2 separate regions of the Homo sapiens genome follow, and region 1 is linked to region 2. The links are chromatin contacts, found by Hi-C in ENCODE. All regions are on one chromosome and are shown on one strand. The core of a region is the stretch at or near the end of the contact, and the rest is flanking DNA. Distances in the headings are between cores, read along the strand shown. Region 1 overlaps FRMPD4 (FERM and PDZ domain containing 4). Region 2 holds the start of FRMPD4 (FERM and PDZ domain containing 4).

Region 1 (6,269 bases), core at 1,250-3,749, 72 kb after region 2:
TTCCTGGTTCTAGGAAGACAGAGATTGGAGTTCAAATCCTGCCAAGTTATAAAGATTTGGCAAACAATTCAAGATTTTCTTTGGAACCCAGAGTAGCTATGCATTAGAAGCAGGGACCATGTCCCAGGAATGATAACTATATCCTTGAAATAATGGCAAAACTAAAATAGACCCATTGTAAGAAAACCTGAAAACCAAGCCTCCACAAAATTAAGGTGACCCACTTGTAATATAATGGTCTGACATGACAAAATTCAACACTCTTCAGAGGAACAGAGCAGAATTCACAGTCTATACAACGTATTATCAATAATATCCAGCATATAATCATAAATTGCTAGACAGGCAACAGGCAGGCAAATATAACCTATAATCAAGTAGAAAATCAAGACCTTGTCTCCATAAAAAAGGAAAAAAAAAAGTCAATAGCTGAAGACCACATGTCATCCAGATTTTGGTATTAGCAGATAAAGACTACTATAATGTGTTTGAAGGTTTCTAGGAAAAAATGGATATAGTGGGTGAAAATATGGGGAATAAGGGGAGAGAGAAGAAACCACTGCACCCTGAAAAAAAAAAATCCCAATTAGAAATCCTACAAAAGAAAAATAAAGATGATATCTTTGGTATCCTATTCACTTTTGTATCCTTTGCAATGTCTTTATGCCAAATAGAATTGTTTTTGCATAGCTGATTGTTAATTACTGTTAAAAGGTAAATTTATTTAAATCCATAAACTTGGACTTCCTCCTTTAAATCATATAAAAATAGGCATATAATACCTTACTATACTATAATAAAATGTTTACAGTAAATTAAAGTAGTAATGAACCTTAGTAATTTTTTAATATATTTGAACAAATTATTTCAGTTAAGCTATTCTGCCCTCCAATTAAATACAATCATGCATTACATTTACTGTCTATATCTAAAGCGTAAAGAGTAAAATTATGGAATAATTCAATTGGAGATATCTTTGGCAAAATTATGCATCAATTGGAAGAAACTACAACAACAATTATAAATTATTCTGGTAGGGTGGTTTTCCTTATTTAGAATCAGCTAACTGAAGTAAGCTAGCTTTCAATAAGGTGATTAATTTGTTTATTTTAATTATTGAACATAAAAACTGTTTGTGAGATTAACGATCACATTATCCAACATAATTAACCTGTAATGGAATTTTGTCTTCTTAAATTGAAGTATCATTTTTTTCAGTCCTCTTATAAATTAGTCCTGTCCGTCTTGAATCAATATATAAATTAAGTATTGTTAATCATAAAATATTTTTAAAATAGCTACAATATAGTACAAGTGGTTTTAATTTAGGTCTCATAAAACTAAAAGCAGATATCCCTACATTTTTGTATTTCATAGAATAGTAATATATTTAAAAGTATGTTTTTGAGATTAACACTAATTTGTTTGCCAACTTTATGTTGCATATTTGAAAGAACAGAACCAAAAACCAGTATATGTACTATCTTTACTTCATAAAAGAAATGACTTTACAGAACCAAAAATTAATTTAGGTAACCGCAATATCAAGAGAAACTGGAATCCTCTATGAGCAAGCACTGTAGATATTTAAAGCCACATCTATTTATATATCCGTTACATAGACTTATCTTTTTTCACTGCAAAGTGTTGGACACCTCCTCACTGAAATCTACAGATTATCATTTAAAAGCCCTGCAGTAGTATGTGAAGGGCTTCAGTGCAGCAGATGGGCTTGGTTCATGGGAGTGGTTGGGTCCTGTGTGTCTCTTTAAAGTGTTTGGATACATTTATCTATCAGCACACGTTAGTACTTTTCTGGGAAGAAGTTTCCTAACTTTCACATAGTTATCAATTGTGTTCTTAATTCCAAGGATAAAAATCCTTGCTAGTAGCCCTTTTCATTTATGGCAAGTGGTGTATCTCTTCCATTTTCTCATTGCTCTCAACTGTTAATAATTGACAAGAGAACCCAGTTTAAAGGGATATTCATTTGGTCATTTCTTAGAATCATTTCACTTACAAGAAATGAAGTGAGCCTTCTCGGTATCAGATGTTGCTGTTGTAAAATATGAAAGCCATTGCCGTTTTTCATAGGTTCCACTGAAGTGATAGTTGCTTGGTTTTCTTTCTGTGGTGGTACATTTGTGAGTAATTATTTGCCCTGTGACTTTGTGTATACCCTACTTCACTCAAGAAAAAGATTGAAAATTGTTCCTAAATCCATGCACAAAACAATAAGACAACATGTAAAGTAAGTAATAAAAGTTAGTCAACAAGAAATGCAGACCAAAAAGAAAGATGATCTGAAGCCAAGTGTTAATACATCAAACATGTGTCTCAAGCTGCTTCTGCATGATACACAGTTCAGAATTGGAACCAATCTTCCTAGTAGTCAGTACAAAGGGGAAAATCAGTTGAATTAGAGTGGGAAAGAACACAGGTCTGACAAACTAGCTTGAGCCAGCAGAAGCCAGCTTGAATGAGCACAGGCCCATGTGGCCCAGCACAAGCCAATATGAACCAATTAGAAGCGGCCTGAGTCACACATCTTCCCTCAGATGGTGGTGTGGTTCTGCCTTCCTTTTCCTGGGAACCTGCCTTCAGCAGCATCTCCCCTGATGAGGAGGGTGAGATGTGGACTTAGAGGGGCTGGCCAGACAGAAAGGATGAACAAGGGTGTCTTCATCTTGTACAAAACACAAAGGGGGAGTAGCTTCTTAACTTACATTTGAAAGTAGCTTGGCGGTGCTCCCAGTGAGTGAGTCTGATGTTCCAGAGACTCCACAGACAGTCATCATGTGTTAATACTGGAAACTGCCCCGCCTCCCCCACCGACAACACACACTAAAAAAGGGGAAAAGAAAACCAGACAACCTGCAGTTTGAATTTAGATGTATGAGACAAAGTGACAGCCTTAACATTCACCAAATTTAAAGAGGCAACATTGAATGGTAAGTTATATTTTAAAATATCAAACACCGAAATGTTAAACTTTCAGAAATATGAAGGTTTTAAAATGTCAAAACTAGGCATTTTTTAAAAATCCCACAGATCTAATTTCAAAGTGACAAAACTAAATAGAATGTCTCTCTGAAAGGTACTTTTGTTAAAATGAAACAGTGTTTGAATTCAGTGGGTGATTATTCATTGCTCTGGCATTTATTTTACGATCTCAGTAAAAACTCAGGAGACAACAACTCCATGTAATATGACAGAGTTGGACTGACTGGCATTTTTGCAGTTCTCACTAACGGGATTGAATCCATCAAGACTTGGATAGTGGTGGTTGCTTGAGCCTCTCAATACCTGAATTTTCCTTCATAAGCAACTCCATGTGGAGCTCTGGCAAGAAATGGTGGTATGTAAGGTTGGGCAAAGCAGCTTGCATCTTCTTCAGACTTGGATGTGTCTCCTGATTCCCCGGATTTAGTTGCCAAATTCTCTCCTCCTTTTTACTCCTCTTGGCTTATAGATCTGTTTACTAGCCAATGAGCTGTTTGATGTCTGAGGGAAACCTCTGCAGATGGAAAGGATTCTTTAGAGTAAGTTGGCTTCTATCTGCATGTTTAGTTTAGTAGAGTTATCTTTGCAAAAATCCTAGTTTTTCATGTGTTTTGAAGTTCAGTATGGAAATCTTATTATTCTATTTTTAAGTGTAGTTAAATAAGTACAATTACCTTCATGTTTTCTTTGGCTAATATTTAATTAATTCAAGTCAAACAAATTCTACTTAAATAATCATACCCATTTTCAAAGGTAGTTAAACACCCTTAAATATTTTATACTGCAATTATGCATTTAATATAGTATATTTTCCTTTGAAGTGCTTCCAGTGACCTGATAGGGCAAATCAGTATGCAAACAATCAAAGCTTTCCAAGCATTTAAAAGTACTCTTATAAATATAATAAACTTACAAAGCAAATAAGCTTTTAAAAATGTTCCAATTATATTTAAAAATACAATCAATTTTCTTATTCCTTTCAGCTTAAAATGGCAAAACTAATGTATAGTTTCTTAAATCACCTATATAACATATATTCTTCATAAAATTAACTCAAAAGTACTAATTCTGTGAGTTGATGTTATTTCCATTGTTGGCTTAATTCTAAACATTCCGGGTGTTGAGATGTTTATTACTGTGGCAGAAACTTCCAGTTCCTCCCCACAGCCATCCTTCCCTTCCTCTATAATAGGCACTGGCAGACTTTTTCTGTAAAAGGCCAAACAGTAAATATTTTAGGCTTTGCAAGCCACATATGCTCTCTGTTGCATATTTGTCCTTTATAAAAGAAAACAACCATTTAAAAATGTAAAAAAAAAAATTTTAACCCTCTGGCCATACAAAAAAGATCAGTGGGCTGATTTTGGCCTGTCAATTGTAGTTTATTGACCCCTGTTCTAGAATTTTAAAATCATTCGATTTTTTTTTTTCTTTTAGGTGGGCACATTTCCCAGACTCTCTTGTAGGTAGGTGGCCATATGACTAATTTCTGTCCTCTTTCCCTCCGAATGCAATGCGGACCTAATGGTGCAGCATCTTGGCTCTGTAGTTAGGAACAGCACCATGGGGATGGCAGAGCAACAAGCTAGAAGGAGACTGGGCTCCAGGGCACTGCAGGAACTTTATGCCTCTCTGAGAACTGAGCGGTGTTGACAACCAGCCTAGACTTCTAGGTGAGACAAGAATACATTTCTAACTTGTTCAAATTCCTGTAACCTGCAGCCAAATCTGTATAGCTAATCTACTTTCTTAGGGGACAGATTTCAAACCTCAGGGGAACTCAAGTTAATGAGTCAAAAATTCATACCCACCATATGGCTGTCAATTATTTGATAATTGCTTTCAACTTCTCTTTATTTTTGTGATGAAATCCTGCACCTTTCACCCAGGCCTAAAGAAGTTCTAATGCTATTCCATTGAATTTTAAAATTCTCTTCATAATTTGGTAGAAAGCCCAGTGACATGTTTTTGGTGCCTTGTTTTGTGCATCAGTTCTTTGGTTGGTTTCTTCTGAGAAGTCTGGACTGTTTGTGGGTAAGAACAAAGGACCCTTGATTTCTTTCATGTAAATTGTACCCCCAAAGCATAAATAACTCTGAGACTCCACTCCTAAGGCTCTGGATCAAGTCTCCCTCATTAATTTCTTTCTGAGACCCAGTACCCATCTGGTCCTGGGACAGCCATGCATTGCTATAGCTGCGTTTCTTCTTTGGCCCTGTGTTTCTGAGCCTCAGTTTTGATAACATGCTCTGACTTCTCGGGTTCTAGAGCTCTGGCTTATGTTTGCCAGTCTTCTTCCAGAATGGAATATACTGCCAAATCTCTGTTTCATGATAAGGTCCCCTTAAAGATGCAAGTGCTTGACACATAGTAGAGATTTAATAAAAACAAATTATCTTATCGTTAATGCTTTTGAAAACTAGAATAAAGCCATAACTTTAGGTGACACTTCTTACTGGCCTTAAAAATAAAATTATACAATATAAATGTTTTCTGCCAGATTAAATTGGTCTCTTTGCACATGAAAGTTGGGTGGGTGGGTGGAAAACATCTAAAATTTATGGAAAATATTTTCTTATGAAGAAGCTGAGACATACTTTCCCCAAAAGCAGCATTAATATCCTGAGAGCACTTTACTTGAGTGGCTCAATTTTTGTTTGTAGGTTCCTAATGACTGATGGACATTTAATCATTTTTGCCTGATGTATGTTTTTCAGTTGAGGTTCTTGATGCATGAGAAGTAACCTACTGAATTTCTTGAAAAATAGCTTGCCTCTCAATGTTAAGAGTGTGGACTTGACATATTTAGAGAAGCTTTCATATACTGTCTTTTACATGCAATCTTTGGATGCTTTCTTTACTTTGATCTGTGTAAATGAGAAAGGATAAAAATGTATGGTTTAACCAAATTCTGGTGAGGTGACTTCTTGATTATTTATGAAGCTGGAAATGTTTAAGTGTTTCATTTATTCTTAAAATTCTGTCTTACTATTAGATGTATATTGAAGATTACATTTATCTTGGCACATATATTTGACTTACCTTTGGGCCACATCTTTTCTAAATTTACTTGAAAGTGGAGTTGGAAATATTTCTTAAGTATCTGCAGCTATTTTATTCAGGAATATTGAAATGTAAGGGAATATTAGAACACATTTAAATTTTCCAATGATGTCATGTTATATGAACTTAATGATTTATTAATTTGTCATCAAGTTGGAAGTTAATTAAAAATCAAAGTTCTTTAGCAACATGAATCACTGAAG
Region 2 (7,023 bases), core at 3,465-5,964:
GCCTGGATTCTTGCAACAGGCTCCTAAATCAGTAGTTTCCCTGCCCTCACACTCACTTCCCTCAAGAGTGGTCATTCAAAACATAAGTCAGATTTGGCCACTTCCATGCTAAAAATCCTCACATGGCTTCCCGTCTCATACCAGCCAGACAGCTGACACTGGCCTACTGTGCCCCATGTGATCTCACCCTTCTTGCCCCTGCAAATTCGCTCACTCTCACTTCATTTAACGCGTTACTCTTCAGTCACAGTGGCTGCCTTCGGATTCTTCAAACATACAATCATCGTTCCTGCCTCAAGGACTCCATCCTTGTTTTATCCTTGCCGTTCCGTCTGCATGGAATGCTCTTCCATATGAATTTTGTGTGGCAGCCTCCTTCTTGTTCTTCATATCTCAGTTTAAATGTCACCTCCTTATAGAAGTCTTCCTGAACCACTGAATAACAAATAGCCACCTAGCCACTCCCTTTCCATCAGAAGAATTTTAATTCTCTGCACATTGCTATCTGCTATTTTCTTGTTCACTACAATTTCTGATTTTGTTGTTTATCATCTACCTCCTCTTCATAAGTTCTATGAGAACAGAAACTTGCCTTGTTGCCTAGTCTATTTCCCAGTGCCTACAGTGGTGCCTGGTACATGGGAGACACTCCATAAATATTTGCTGATTGAATGGATACCTTGCTGTTATTTATTTACTTCTGTTTTCAGGACTGAGACCAGATGGTCGAGATGCTTCAGTCCAGCTGAGAAATGCTTGGGGCTCTCTCTATTGTAACTTGCAGCGAAAGAACCCTCAGCTGCCAACCTATATGGAACATCTGGCCCAATAGCAGATTCCTAACACCAGCTTTAGATAAGGCCTTAAGAATGATGAAGCTCCTCACACTTCCCCCTGAGAATCCCCCGGGGCATAAAAAATGCTACAGCCTAGGGCTTTAGTAACTGCCCAGGCAACAAAGTGTTTGATTTTTAGGCAAAAGTGCCTACCTCTGATTAATCCAAGCGAATGTTGGGCCTCCTAAATAGTCATCTTACAGGCTGAAACTTTTCCTACCAGTACTGCCAAGGCTGCAGACAGCTGTGGAAATCCTTCTAGAGCTAATATTCATGTGCCTCAACTCATATGTAGCCAACTGTAAACTGGTGCCAACTTCAAGTGCTCATTTTGTGTAAGGTAAAGATGTATTATTTCCATTTTACAGCTGAGGAAACTGAGTCTCAGAGAAGTTATAGGACTTGCTCTGGATCTGGTGACCCTGAGTCTTTTATTCATGAGTACTTTCAACAGTGTTTGAAAGTGTGTCTGGTTTTCAGAAATGACCAAATGTCACTTGAACCTAAGTAAAGCAAATTAAGTAGATTCTCAAGGTTGGATAATACAGTTTCCAACTAGTAAATCCCTACAAGATCCAGAAGGGGCCTTAGAGATCATCCAGGTTAATAAGAAAACTTCAGAAAACCACATATGTACTCAGGATCCCACTTTTTTGGCTTTTATTTGTTTTAGGCAGATCTAGTTCATGCTAGACAAACCTATCCTAACCTCTGCAGCACACACCTGGCACAGAGAGGGGACAGAGCTGAGAGACCAACTACTCCAATCTCTGCCCTTCTGCCAAGATGGCTTAAAGATATAAACACTCTGTGTTAGCATGTTTCAAGGGAGCAGCTTTTTCCATTGTTGTATTAATGAGAAACAAAGGAGGAGGGGTGGAATCTCTTTGCTTTAGAAAACAATATCAATCCATTAGAAAACATACTAGATAATTACTATATGAGAGGTGTGTAAAGACCTGTAGAAGTCAGTCATTTCCCTTGGTAGCTATTATGCTGTGGAGAGATGGCATCTGCATCATTCATAACCGTAGCGCACAAATTGGCACAGGGAGAAGGCCAACAGCAAGCTGTTCCAGGTAGACCAGATGTCTCCAAGGGAGGCTGTCTCTCTAGAAGTAAACACAATGTCTATTTCCTGTCACTTTCACTGTTGAATAATTAGATATTTGGTATCTGGAATAATTATTGATAAATAGGGTAATCCTTTTAAAAAGAGCATCCCAACTGTTCTCTTCTCAGAAGGAAGCACTTTTTCAAAACACATTCTCCAAAGGCACTGTTTTATCCCCTTTTCCCAATCACGAGCTGGTCTTGTGCTGCCAGATGTTGACTCAGAGATGAGGGAACGTGTCGGTGGCCACTCTTTTGGGGGAAAGGTAGAAAAGGTGAAGGGGGAAAATAACTGGAGAATGTAAGAAGGCCTTTGTTGCCATCATTAACAGTCAGTCCAAAGGAGGTTGAAGGATGCTGGGGAAGTGGATGGGTGGGGAAAGAGACAGATGTAAGCCACGAAGTCATACACAGATCAGTACTCACTGGGGATGCTTGGCCAGCTTTGGTTTGGCTGTGAATCCAATGGGCATATGATTTGTTCGTTCAACAAATATTTCTTAAGTTCTTTCTACATCTGGGGAAGTGGTCTAGGCATTTGAGATCCATCAGTGAAAAACAAAAGCAAAACAAAACAAAGATCCCAGCCCTTGTGGAGCTCCAGTGGGAGATTCAGACCAAAAAAAAAAAAAAGAAATCCTAAAGATAAAAATAAATTATATAGTGTGCTAGTGGGTGATAAATGCTATGGAAACAAGAAAAAAGAATAAAACAGTTAATAGGGACTCGGAGTCCAGGGTGTGAGAACCTTTTGCAATTTTAAATTGGCTTTCTAGAGGGGGCATTTTGGAAGTGGTATTGGTGCATACATTTGACAGGGTGGAGAAGCCGGCCATGCAGATATCCCAGGAAAGAGCATTCCAGGCTGAGGGAACAACCATTGCAAAGAGCCTAAGGTGGGAAGATTACCTGTAGAGTTTGAAGGATAGCAAGAAGTCCAGAATTGCTGGAGCCCAGTGAGTGTATGTGTGTGAGAGAGGAGGGGCTCGGGGTAGGGGATGAGGAGGGACAGAGAAAAACGGGAGAGGGAAGTGGGCAGTAATAGTTGAGGTAAGAAAGATCAAAGGATACGGGATCTAGGGTCCTGTTGGCCCTTGCAGGAGCGCAACTTTAGCTTGACGGACAATGGGGAGCTTTTACATATTTTAGATCAGACAAGTAGCCTTATGTGATCTACGTTAAAACACACACACACACACACACACACACACACACACATACACACACACAAAACATCTTTTTGTCTGGTATGTTGAGAATAGATTATGGCATAAAAATAAAAGATTTCTAAATATATTGCCTTATATGAAAAGGTTGCGATGAGACTCCAATGCAAAAAAAAGCTTTAAAAATTATAAAGCACAGTGCAGACCCAAACTATAATTATTTTACAAACAATAGAGTTCAAAAGCCAAGGTCCCTCTCGCCCCTTCCGATCCTTGAGTAGTAACTGCGTTCATGCAATTAAACTAGCCTGTTTAATAGAAGCTGCAGGAAAACTGATAACTATGTATTCAAAAACATGTAATTTTATGCCTGAGTTTTAAGTCATTTAGATTTTGCAGATTGCTATTTATTTTATGTTCAGTTTTTGAAATAAATGCTTAAAAAAAACGCTTTAGTACTAGGCTTGAATACTGAAGACTTTAAATATAACAACAGACCAGGAGAGGAGCAGAAGTGTGGGAACTTTAAACCTATTTCTTTCTTAATCCCCTCGGAGAGCTAGACTGGAACACTGGCTGGATCTTCCAACATTTCTGGGGGTGCTCTCTGTTCTTTGCGGTGGCCCTGCCGCCAGGTGAACGCTGCCGGTGGGAGAGCACACACTTAGTGCGGCCAGCTGACCTTCACAGTCTGGGGGGAAATTTTAAAGGATTGTGGAGAAGAGGCCTTGAGACTTCAAGAGGAAGAAGAAAAAGGGGCCCAATGAAGCCTGAGCCTCCCAGGAGGTAGAACTGAGTTAATGAACAGGGCTGATTATCCAAGGTAATTATGTAAAAGAGAAGGCTAGGAGGAGTTCTAGATGGCTGCAACTTGGAGTTTACTCTGCCTAAGGTGAGTGTTTATGTTTCTGTGTTTTTGCTTCTCCGGCAAGGTTTTGTTTTGTTTTGTTTTTTTCTTCCCTGTTCCCTTCACCCAAGGCTCAGTGTGCAAAAGCAGCTCGCTCTGCGTGGCAGACCCCATTCTAATCCTTCTCTTTCCTTAGATTCTGAGCCCGGTTAGAATTAGCCTCCGCATCACGGGCTCCTGGGACCCTCCGCTCTATGCTCCTCGAGGAGGGAGCAGCTGTGTTCATCCCCCTACCCGCAAATGCCTCCGGTTCTTATTTGGCAGACACTCCCGCGGTGCTGCTGTCCAAAGACACACCTTCCCAGCCAGCCCAGTGGTCACGTCTCGCCCCAGCGATTCGGGAGAAGCAGTGGGAACTCTGAGCTCCCCGAATCGAGCCCGCTGCGCCTGGCATCTCCCTTCCCTTCCCCTTGACAAACGACCCAACCTCAATCATCCCTGCTCCTTCCGAACGCTAGTTTTGTTTACGGAGCAAACCGAGGCTTTGAGCAACCTGCGGTTGCACGGCTCTCCTTCGGCTTGGGGAGGGAGGGGTAGCGTTCACAGTTCTCCAGTGTGCCATAGACTGTTAGACCAGATCCTTCAGATCTAGAGGCACACGCAGTGGGTGACAGGAGAGTGCCCCCTCCCCCCGGGCGGGTGGGGGTGGGGAGAGGAGCAGGGACTCGGCTTGGAGAAGGAGGCAGGGAGGCAGCTGCAGTGCTGCGAGGGGTGCGTGCGCGTGTGCCCAGCTCGCCTGCCGTCTCCCGGCTCCGTCTGCGCTCCTCGGTGCGTGGGGCACGAGGGTCCGAGGGCCGGGAAGCCAGAGCAGCGCCTCTCGCCCAGGCCTCGCTTTCTCTGGACGCCCGGCAGTCCCCGGGGCTAGAGCGCACGGGGCGGGGCGCGAGACCCGGGCCGCGCTCCCCGCCCCCGCCTCTTGCGCCCTGCCTGGCTCCCTCTCCATTGAGTTTTCCTGCCTCGGGTGCCTATCAATGGTCCTGCTCGGGGATGCACACGCAGCTCGCGGCCGGAGGGGGGTAGCAGCCGCCGCCTCCAGGTGCAGGTTCTCTCCGGCCGCCGCCGCCACCCGCTGTCGCCGCGACTCGAGCCCCGGGCGCACTGAGGTCTTGGCCATGGGGCTGCGGAGGCTGCTGTTGCTGGCGTGAGAAGGGGCGACGGAGTTGTCGCGCTCGGGGGTCCCCAGCTGCCTGCATGGATGTCTTCAGCTTTGTGAAGATTGCAAAGCTTTCGAGGTAGGGGCTGCGCGGGTTCCGTTTGCACCCAGGGCCGCTGCCGCGGGCAACTTGGTGCCTTATTTTTCGGGAGGCTGGGTAGAGGCAAAAGCTGGAAAGCGCGACGGGGCTTAAGACAAACGAAGTGGCCGGGGGCTTCCACGTTCAACTTATTTCTCACTGGCTGCTGAGGCTTGTGTAGCGGCGGGTGTAGACCACACACAGAGAGGTACATACATGCCCTCACCAACACACCGACATTCACGACAGTTTGTTTTCCCTAAGGAAAAGCCCCAGCGGTGTTTGGGGTCCCATGTATAATTCAGGGCTAAGAGAAGATGGTTGTAATTGCTACTGCTAGGGAAACCCAGAAGTGCTTGGAGCTTGGGTGCCTGCCTTCCAAGCTGCAAAGACCAAAAGTGCCGCCTTCCCCCAACTCCTAAATTACACCTCCACACCTCCACAAAGTCAGCTCCTAGATTGACCAGGTGCTCCCAACGGTAACCTAGATGGCGAAGTCATGTAGATAGAAGAGAAAGACTTTCAGCCTTTTTTTTTTTGGGGGGGGGGTAACTATATTCTTAAGCCTCGAAAGATTTAGAAATTTTCTTCTAAGTGGCCATGTTGTTAAAACAGTAGCTAAAACTAAATCATCGATTCAGACATTTTTGGGTAGTACTGATAAAAGAGGAACATTTCCACGCTTGGGCCGCCTAGGTGTTGCCTGGCCAGAGCACTCCTCCAGGTCTTCTGCCCTGCTTATGCTTCCAAAGTCTTCGTTTGAGCCACAGAGTAAGGTTTGTGCTGCTTGCTATGTGGCATTAATTGGGAAGAGCCCAATAGGAGTGGTCTTAGAAAACCATGCCCAACCTTCTCTGCCCCTGGAGCTCTTTATAGCAGCTACCACCAGGACGTAGGAGGTAGACAGTTGGGTTTTTCCAGGATGTAGCTTAAAAACTTACTTGCAATATGGACAGAATAATCCCAGGTTTTCCTTCAGTCCTGAGTGTCAGAGTGAGATGTGTTGATTGCATCAGGCAGGGATGAGCAGCTTCCAATAGTCAGAGGTAGAAACGTATGTTGACTTTGCTTTATTAAATTACATTAGACCACTTCAGAAAGGTTCTGTTTGGATGTTGCCATTCTCTCCGACATCTACAGGTCTTTGTTCTGCCTGCCCATCTCCACCTTCCCTTTCTACTAACATGGGTCAGTCTTCATGCCACTAGCAGATTTCCCCAGGCAGAAAGGCCCAGTGCAGCTTACTCTAAGTAGACTGGAGATACGCAGTTGATGGGTAAATACCTGTGTCTTAGAGCAGCTCAGGAAGAGGTGTTGTCCTGCAGATCAGAAGACTGATGTGTTAAGCAGTGGATGATTGTGGTGTGGCCAATTGTTTGCTTTCAAGCTGATCTCATAGAGGGCCATTGCTTCACACCACTATTCTATTAACTTCCTGCATGCTTCTGCCTAGGGCTAGTTTCTAAACAGCTGTCAAATATTGAACCATGGTTGGGAAGCAGCTGTGTGCAAGTTTAGAGGCTAAGTGGTACCCTCCGTGTGATGGACAGAGATACTGCTAAAGGGAAAGGGAAGTTCAACCAATAGTATAGTTCAAAGTAACCAGGATACTTTTTGGTGGCCTCAGATGCTAAAAACAGTTTAACAAAACATCTAGAGCCTCGATTTAGTCCTTAAACTTAGGAACTTTGGAGAGGACAGTGTCATGTGTCAGTGAAAAGATGTTTCATATTCTTTTTACTAAATTCTAGGATGCCTACATGATATTC

What was found. Hi-C counts contacts between places; a loop is a spot of excess contacts on that map. Pooled maps may share reads with other maps.
Region 1: a map of PC-3 shows a loop between it and region 2 (18-fold over the local background). The contact joins the enhancer-like site here to the promoter of FRMPD4 in region 2. A Hi-C loop is called at or near these places in 2 of 168 maps with a recorded cell type or tissue (PC-3 and sigmoid colon), 1 of 37 single-sample maps with no recorded cell type and 2 of 50 pooled maps.

What each region holds. Positions count from the first base shown.
Region 1 is chrX:12,207,897-12,214,165 of GRCh38, forward strand. The region is part of intron 1 of FRMPD4 (FERM and PDZ domain containing 4); the gene reads left to right. Among named protein-coding and RNA genes, the nearest start is that of FRMPD4, 73 kb to the left of the region's middle. Within about 2 kb of position 2,500, at least 4 of the 41 ENCODE cell types and tissues checked have a DNase peak (open chromatin) inside an H3K27ac peak, as active enhancers do; they include PC-3, where a contact is called at or near this core.
Region 2 is chrX:12,133,759-12,140,781 of GRCh38, forward strand. It overlaps FRMPD4 (FERM and PDZ domain containing 4), which reads left to right and starts at 4,715. Exons shown (of 17, transcript NM_001368397.1): 1 at 4,715-5,254. The coding sequence starts at 5,214.